Linked DNA regions of Homo sapiens: region 2 is linked to region 1. Evidence: read pairs that join two places in POLR2A ChIA-PET (ENCODE). Cell type or tissue: HepG2. All regions are shown on one strand. Each heading gives the region's core, and the rest is flanking DNA. Links, peaks and the distances in the headings are about the cores only. Region 1 holds the start of LOC124904692 (a long non-coding RNA gene). Region 2 has its middle 23 kb from the start of SLC7A10.

The links. ChIA-PET counts read pairs that join two places held together with the same protein. Peaks named below come from ENCODE experiments on the same cell type or tissue, not always from the same donor. Only the 100,000 strongest peaks of a DNase experiment are listed, where the experiment ranks them.
Region 2: POLR2A ChIA-PET joins it to region 1 with 10 read pairs; 6 of 35 experiments call an interaction of 5 or more read pairs at or near these places.

The regions. Positions count from the first base shown.
Region 1 is chr19:33,401,399-33,405,772 of GRCh38, reverse strand. PEPD (peptidase D) reads left to right here. Exons shown (of 15, transcript NM_000285.4): 12 at 3,904-4,052. LOC124904692 (a long non-coding RNA gene) reads right to left here and starts at 3,904. Exons shown (of 2, transcript XR_007067229.1): 1 at 2,350-3,904; 2 at 1-1,484. In HepG2, for the core only: a CTCF peak has its summit at 3,045 (motif pointing right); a DNase peak (open chromatin) is centred at 2,072.
Region 2 is chr19:33,246,214-33,250,587 of GRCh38, reverse strand. No RefSeq gene overlaps it. Among named protein-coding and RNA genes, the nearest start is that of SLC7A10, 23 kb to the right of the region's middle. RefSeq lists enhancers at 1-241, 1,446-1,947 and a silencer at 1,005-1,054. In HepG2, for the core only: a CTCF peak has its summit at 1,156; DNase peaks (open chromatin) are centred at 1,287 and 1,797; H3K4me3 peaks cover 739 bases.

The DNA of each region.
Region 1 (4,374 bases), core at 258-4,257:
GGTCCCCTTGGTGGGTTAGGCCATGGCACGGGGAGCCTCAGGGACTCCGAGTGGTGGCCTTTGTCCCTGCTGGCCACGCTTGGAGCTTGGCACTCCACGGAAGGCCTGGCTGGGAGCAGGCAGCCGGCCCATGCACCCTGGAGACCACAGCTCGCCACCGTGTCTGCAGGGGCCGCCCACTGGGGCAGATGAAGGGAAGAGTGACCCATACGCCTCCCTTTCGGTCTCACACTGAGGAGAAGCAAGTGCTTCCTGCTGCTCAGCAATCCCCCAGCCTGGCCTGGGACACTGACCAGGGCAGCTGCACATCGGAGTCTGCAGTGCTTCTGCAGCCCCGAATATGAGCGCGTGTAAACTGTTGGATTGAACAGCTAAGAGCCGTGCCACTACTCAGGAGATTCAAATGAAACTGCAAACCAAGTCCAAAGTGGCTCTCATATAAACATTGCAGCATTTCCCCCAGAAAACTGTTCCCAAGCCTTCCGTCACTGGCCGACCCATCTTGGAGGCCTTCTGCCTCTGGGCTGGCGGGTCCCTGCCATGGGGCCCAGGGAGGGTCTGGGTGGGCCAGTGGTGGCAGGTAGCCCAGGCCCAAAGCTACCCAGAAGGAGCCAGAAACAGAGCCCTCAGAACACATGTGGGGAGTGAGACGCCAGCACGTTGTTTGGAGATGCATCCTGTCTCCCAGATGTCTTGTATTATCATCGACTCACTCGGCCAAAGATGGTAGGGTCCCCAGACAGCCAGGAAGGAGGGATCCTGCGTGCCTGTTCTCGATTGAGCCAACGTATGACCGAATTCTCCATTGTCGGTTTGCATTCAGAGGATGGATGAAGTGGACGCAGAGGAGCGGGAGGGAGATGATTTATCAAAGCCATGGCTTTCGTCCCTGGATTCCAGAAAAGCTTGCATCTGAATAACTTATGTGTGTAGAAACTCTAGGGGGATTTTTTTAAGGCAGAAAAAGATAGGGAACTGAGAGGAGCACGAAAATAGACTTCAGCTCCATACCCGAGCCTCGCTGGGCAGGATGGAGCTGGCTGGCTGGGTGTATACTTCCCCCTCCAGAAAGCAGATCATTTTCAAACAAGAAATGCAGTTACAGTCTTCTACAAGCTGGAAGATAAAGTCAGGCTGGCGGATGATATCCAGGCACCCACCATCCCATGGTCTTTCTGCTTTGCTGGCGGGAGTTTGGGGAACTGGGATCTGAGTCTGGTCTGCACTGGAGAACAGTCTTGTTTTTACATTCCTAGATGATTTCATTGTTCGGGGTATTCTTGTGGGCTTCCTGGTTGTTGTTGTTGTTGTTGTTTTTTAAACGATAGTTCAGTTTCTGCTTTTTCTTTTGTGTCAGCACAGTCCGGTAGGACTTTCTGCCCCGGCTGCTGTTGCAGGTCACCTTCTGATTTGGCGCCTCCTAGGAATCCGTGTCCCCCATACTCCTGGCCCTGTCCTCTCTGCCCAGGCTATTCTTGCATGTTCTAAAACCAACAAACCACAAACCATTTTTCTTGGTTGACTCTGGGGAACCTAAATGAAAATGCTTAGCTGTCCCCAGGCAAAACTGGGCTGTGTTCCATATGGCTCCACTCCCCAGAGCTACAGCAGTGGGAGGGTCCCATTTTACAGATGGAAAAACTGAGGCCGTGAAGGTTGAGCACTGCCGCCAGGACCTAAGAACCCATTGCTGGGCTTCGAGTTGTTTACCCTCCTGACTCAGGGCTTTCCTGGACCCGTGATCTGAGCCTCAGTTTCCCTTCAGTTTAGAGCTTCCATGTGCCCCGCCTTCCCGGCCAGCCGTGGGGAAGCCTAGGCCCTGTGCAGGAGTAGACTTCCAGGCAGTTGTTGGCCTAAGCAGCCCACTGCATCCAGAGATCCTGTGACTCTGACCCACCCCAAAGCTCCCTGTCATGCAGGCGGGGCTCCTCCCCCCAGCCTGAGAGTCACCTGAGGTGTTATCTGGACCTTTCTGCCCTGTTGACACTGCTTATGGTGTTTTGCAATCAGAAAAGACAGGAGATTAAAAAGTGCCCGGCTGGGGACTTTGGATTTCAGCAAAGCGTCCTGGCCGTGCATTCAAGTTTTTCCTTTAGAAATCTGCCTCCATGGGGCGGCTGACGCTGCCTGTCCAGCCACGTGGCCCTGCTCCTTGCTCCACATGAGGCCAGGGTCCTCCACCCCCTGGCTCCCTCCCATGGGACAGGACCCCCCACAGGCAGGCGCACAGGCAGCTTCTGGAATGTTTGTGGAGTGGTTGTGTTTACCGTGAGAGCTGGGATTTGGGTGAGAGGCCCTCGTGACGGAAGCCGCGGCTGTGCCCCTGGCCTCAGACTTGTCAGGACTCACCCAGCTACAGATGGACCCCATGGGAAGCCCAGGGTGGAGCCAAAGAGGGGCAGCTGCACTTCCTCAGCCCTCCTGGCTCTGGTTCTGGACCCTGCAGACGTGGTGGGCTCTGGTCCTAGGGCTAGACCAGCCTCCGCCAGCCAGGGTCATCACCATCAGTGTCGTGACTTGGCCATGACCTGTGAAGGGGCTGGTGGACCCGAGGGTTCCGCTCTGTGTCTGCTGCCTGCAGCCTCCCGAGGTGCCTAGGTGGGATGGATGGAAAGGGGCACCACCTGCGCCCCTCCGCCCCCTCAGCCAGGCCCAGCCTTGTCCACCTGGGCTGCTTCCGGGGAGTCCTGAGAGCCAGGTTTGGATCCAGCAGCCCTTCCCGTATCCTGTCCCTTCCACACCACAGGATGAGCGGGAGGCTGCTTCTCTGCCGTTGCCCAGAGAGGGCCCTGAGGTCCTTTGCACAGCAAGGACAGGCCCTACTCCTTCCGGGCCCTGCTGTGCCAAGGGTCCCTCTTACAGGGCATCCAGAGGGCAGCCCCAGCCACCATCCTCCTGCCTCAGCAGGCCTCCTGTCATCTGTCCCACACTGTCTGTCCCACGCCATCTGTCCCATGCCATCCTGCCTCTCTGCTGGCCCCCAGGCCCCTCCCGTCCTGGACAGCTGGCACCTCTGCCCCATTCTCCACGCCCCTGCCTGTGTCCTGCTGGTCTCTGCCTGCCACCGGAGGGTGCCAGGGTGCAGGTGGACAGGGTGAGGGGGCCCACCTGGCTTCGGGGACATGTGGCCAGCAGGCCCTGGGAAAGCCTTGCTGGACATGAGGCTGTCTGGCACTTCCTCCCTGCCCTCCCCTTGGGCCCTGGCAGAATATGTCCGTCCCATCCCCATGGGCAGAGGGGTAGTGTCGGGCACACCCCTCCAGCTAGGGGGCCCCAGAGCTGCAGCAGAGCCAGAGGCCCTAGCCGCCGACTGAGTGTCTGCCCAGATGCTCTGGGTCCTGGAAGAAGCAGGTGGTGTGATTCAGGCCCGGAGTTCTAGGCCGTGCATCCCATCCGGGGTCCCTGCCCAGCCCCCTCCTCCTCTGCTTCCCACAAGCACGGCCTCAGCCTGTGCTCTGTGCTGGGTGCAGGGAGACCTGGGAGAGCCTGTTGGGGTGCCGGGTGGAGGCCAGGCAGCGGGCGGGGTCCTGGGGCATCTCTGCCTCTCCTTAGTTCTCCAAACAATTCTCCATGGCTCTGAGCTCTTGGAGGCCAGGCCACAGGGGTGGGTGTCATCTGCATAGGACAGCCCCACTCCCCTCAGCCTTCCCTGCCTGGGCTGAGCCCTGAGTCCCTTTTTCCCTGGAAGACACAGGTCTTCCAGGATGGCTTCGGGTTTCCTTGCTGCCCACGCACCCGTGGGAGACACCAGGTGGCAGTTCCCCACACCGGTCTCATTGTGAGGGGGAGTTGCATCCAGGACCCGGGCCAGCTGCCCTCGAGTCCAGGGCAGGTGGGGAGCGGTAAGGGTAAGGGGGCGGTGGCACCCCAGTACCCACTTGCCCTGCCTTCCTCTCTCCGCAGCCTGTTCGACATGGGCGGTGAGTATTACTGCTTCGCTTCCGACATCACCTGCTCCTTTCCCGCCAACGGCAAGTTCACTGCAGACCAGAAGGCCGTCTATGAGGCAGTGCTGCGGAGCTCCCGTGCCGTCATGGGTGCCATGAAGCCAGGTGAGCAGCGGGTCGGTGGGGGGAGGCGCATCTGACGTGGCGTTGGGGGCGCTGCTATGTGGCAGGTGCCTGCAGGGAACGGGTCTGCATTGTGTGACTTGAATCTGCCACACTCCAGATGCTTAGTCCCTGAGATTCCAGTGGCGTCAGGTCTCCAGGGTCACTCCTAGGAAACAAGGCTGACCACCAGGCAGGGACAGACAGAACCAGGAATTGCGGGGCTCAGGCCAAGGCTCCCCGGTCTGCTGGCCTCCACCTGCGCATCTCCACTGGCCACTAGCACGCCAGCCTGTCTCCTGCTTTGTCCTTAAGCGGTGTCTAC
Region 2 (4,374 bases), core at 127-4,126, 160 kb after region 1:
TGTGGTATGTGTGGTGTGTGTATCTGTGTCTGTGTGTGTGGTGTGTGTGTCTGCGTCTGTGTATGGTATGTATGTGGTGTGTATCTGTGTATCTGTGTGTGTGGTGTGTGATGTATGCATGTGTGTCTGTGTCTGTGTATGGTATGTATGTGGTGTGTATCTGTGTATCTGTGTGTGTGGTGTGTGATGTATGCATGTGTGTCTATGTGTATCTGTCTATGCATGTCTGTGTGTGCCTCTGTGTGTGTGGTGTGTGTGTCTATGTCTGTGTGTGTCTATGTCTGTGTGTGTTGTGTGTCTGTGTGTGGTATGTATGTGGTGTGTATCTGTGTGTGTGTGGTGTGTGTTATGTATCTGTGTGTCTGTGTGATATGTGTGTGAGGTACATATCTGTGTGTCTATGTCTGGTGTGTGTGTGGTGTGTATTTGTGTGGTTTGTGTGGTGTTTGGTGTGTGTGTTGTGCATCTGTGTGTCTGTGTGATATATGTGTGAGGTGTGTATCTGTGTCTCTGTGTGTGGTGTGTGCGTGTGGTGTGTATCTATGTGTGTGTGTGTGGTGTATGTGTGAGGTGTGTATCTGTGTGTCTGTGTGTGGTGTGTGCATGTGGTGTGTATCTGTGTGTGTGTGAGATGTGTGTGTGAGGTGTGTATCTGTGTGTCTGTGTGTGGTGTGTGCGTGTGGTGTGTATCTATGTGTGTGTGTGGTGTGTGTGTGAGGTGTGTATCTGTGTGTCTGTGTGTGGTGTGTGCATGTGGTGTGTATCTGTGTGTGTGTGTGATGTGTGTGTGAGGTGTGTATCTGTGTGTCTGTGTGTGGTGTGTATCTGTGTGTATCTGTGCGTGTCTGTGTGTGCCTGTGTGTTGGAGCATGGGTCTTCAGGAGCCCCCATCTGGGGCGGGGGTGTGGTGTGTTGTGCACAGCCCAGACCCCCTAGGACAGAGCCCAGACCCCCCAGGGCACAGCGAGGGGGACTAGGAAGTCCTCTAGGGCTCGTGGGACTAGAAGGAGGCTGAGACCCCCGGGTGGCACCGGGCCCCAGCCCTCGTGGGTGCCGGGCAGCGCGGGCACACGTCAGGACCCAGCTCCACGCCCTCTGCTCCTCACCTCCTCCTTCCCTCCAGATGTTGCCCAACAGCTGCGGGCTGGCCGCCCGGGGCGCACTTCCCCTCTCTGGCCAGCCAGGCAGGGGTCCTGGGCACCGGGTCGGAGGAGCTGGGTGCAGACCCGCAGCCTCCTGGGCACCCGCACAGTGCACTCTTCCGGCAGGATTTTCCTGGCAGCGGCTGGAATGTCCAGCCCCAGCTCCCAATGCGGTTCCATCTCCTGGGTCACCTCTGTGAGTCACCTCCCCTCTCCGAGGCTCAGTTCCCCGTCAGTGGCATGGTTGTCACACAGGCCCGGGTGGGGTCATCAAGTGCAAGGCTGAGCCCAAGGTAGGCAGAGAGGCTCCTTGGGCGCCCCCCGCCTGCTGCTTCTCCCACCTCCTCCTCTGCACCAGGCCCCCCGTGGCTGCTGGCTTTTCCCACCTGACTGGCCCAGGTCTCAAGTGGAGAAGAAACCAAGGCTCCCAGAAAGCCCAGAGGACTGCTTAGGGGAGAAGGGACGGCCAAGGTCATACCCGAGGCCAGTGTGAAATGTAGCCTTAGAATGACGTGTTGCTCTGTAGGGGCCTCCTGGACAATCCCCACCCCTGACACACACCCAGTGACCTCAGGGCCGGCTGCCCACACCTCCACCTGGCCTGGACTCGTCCAAACAGTCCCCTACCTGGGTTGGTCCCTCCTGGCTCCTGAGAAGGCCCCCGTAAGCAGAGAGGCGGGGCCCGAGGGGCTCTGCAGTGCGTCAGCACTCTGCCCTGACCCAGCATACCCAGAGGTCAAGGTCGAGTCTGATGCAGTCAGGAGAAGCGAGGACCCTGGAGTCAGGCGCACTGGAGCACACATGCGTGGCTCTGCCTCTGACTACCTTCTCTCAGCCTCAGTTTCCAGCATAGTCTCCACTCCAAGCACCCCTCACCTGCCTGTCCCATTTTAGTGGGGGGCCCTGACCATCCTCCCTCCTCTCCCTCTCCTTCCTCCTCCTGCTCCTCTTCTTCCCCTCCTCCTGGGACAGGGAAGTGTCTCACTGCTGGAGTCTCTGAGCCACTGCCCCTTGTCCTACCGCAGACCCAGTTGGTGCCAGCACAGGACTGCTGGAACCCATGGCCTTCAGAATGCCCCATGGGGGAGTGGAGGTGGAGGCATCTCTTCCTAGGAGCAGGAGCAAGGGAAGGCGGGCCAGGAAAGGGCCACATGGTGAGCTGACCTGGACACCAGAGGGGCAGGTCCTGTTGTCCTGGCCGGATTTCCTGAAGGCAGGGTCCCTGGTCAGTGGTGTCTGCCAGGGAGCGCAGGACTCCCGAGGCTGTATCCCAGGGTGGTTCGGGATGTGGGGCTCCCAACAGCACCACTGGGGTCCACCACGGTTTCTGCGAGACAGTGGGCTAGACCCTTATCTGGGGCAGGATGGGTGGGCAGGACAGGGACCCTCCCAGCTGAGCTGCAAGGAACAGGGCTCAGGAAGCAATCTGTACAGGCCCCTTTGCATTCTCAGGTCAGGGCTGCAAGGCTGCTGGGTCCCAGATCGATCCGGAGGGCCCAGAGCAGAAAGGGGTGGGCACCTTTGTGGGCCTTGGAGAGAGGATGGGAAGCCATCCTCTTCGCTGCTGGCTCTTCACTCATGGCTGGAGCTCCCAGGGCCCCTGGGCTCCAGAAGGAATCCCCGAATCCTTCATCACAGCCTGCTTGGCATAGGTGGCACATCCCCCACTGCATCCATCCCCCCCCCAACAACACCAACCACTGTGGCCCTGAGTGTGGAGTGAAGGGAAGAGGCCGGGCTGGTGGGGACTGATGGCCTCACCCTCTCCCTGCCCCTAACAGCCCAGGCCAGAGCCAGGGTGTCAGCCCCTCACCCACCCCAGAGACTAGAGCAAGGGTTGGTGGAAAGACCAACAGGTTCAGGGGTCACTGTGTGTGGCCAGGTCAGAGGTCAAAGATTTGCTGACAGCAGTCTTGGAGGTATTGATCTGGTGGGGGAGGGGGCAGAACTGTGTCCCCTGCCAGGGACTGTGGGCATGGGCTGGTGGTTAGCAAGCTGGATTCAGCAGAACCCACCACAGCTGGCCTCCTGGGCTGAGGGGATGGGGGTGTCAGCTGAGGACCAGTTGTCATGCTGAAAATGAGCTCAGGGCCAGCCCCGGGCTGACACTCCAGGATGGCCAGGGGACAACAGGGATCAGGAGGCCTCTGAGGCTCTCACAGGGTCGAGATGACTGAGGAATGAGGGGTTCAGAAACCCCAGCCTGCCAGCAGGGACAGAAGCCAGGAGGGAGCATCTTCAAAAGGGCAGGAGGCTATGGCTGGGCTGGCTTCCTGTGGGGGGGGGTGCCGACTGCAGCAAGCCTGGAAGGCCTCTCCCAGGCTGACCTGCTTCAGGGATGACCCCGGGTCCCTTCAATGCCTGACAGTGACCACAGCACCCACCTCGGCCCTCTGCCCAGTTTGCTTCTATGGGATACAGGAACCATCCCAGTGCCCCCCACCCAGAAAGATGCAGCCAGGGAGTCCAGCAAAGGCGCCATCCCCTGCCTCTGCCCAGAGCAGCTCCTGGGGGTGGTAGGACATTCCTGCTGCCCCTTCCTCCTCCCATACACATATGCCAACCAGTCCAGACAGGGGAGAAGCCTGGCCCAGAAGGGAGGAGCTGCCAGGACTGGGGAGGCAGGGAAGAGGCCCCTCCCCCAGCTGATCTCACCCCAAACACATTGGATGCAAAGGCGTTTCTCCATTCCTGGAGCCTGCCTGGGGAGGCAGAGTGGGGAGTGTTTGTCTGTGTGAGTGTGTGCACATATGTGATTTGTGCACACATCCCTGTGCATTTGCACGTGTGTGCATTCATGCGCTTGTTAGTGCATGTGCTTGCATGTGCATGTTATTTGTGTGTGTGTTCCTTTGTGCATGGAGTACATGTGTGAACATGTGTTCATGCACATGTGTATTTGTGTGTGCCTGTGGACACGTGTGTGCACGTTTGCACATACTCACATGTGTTTGGCCCCAGGTCTGAGGCTGGGCTGGCCCCCTTCCAGGTGCTGACTGGAGAGACACTGCAGCTGTCCCTTGGAATGGCTTGGCCAGGACTTAGCCAGAAACTCTTACCAGTCCCCATGGTCCACACCCTGGCAGCTGTCCTGAAACTGAAGGCTTCTGATCAGCCCTAGCCAGCTGGCGGCGTGGCCAGAGGGCAGCTCTGTCCACTGGGGGGGCATGTAGTGGCGCCTGGCTCAGAGCAGACTCAAGCTTGAAGTCACTGGCACTGAGGCACAGACACA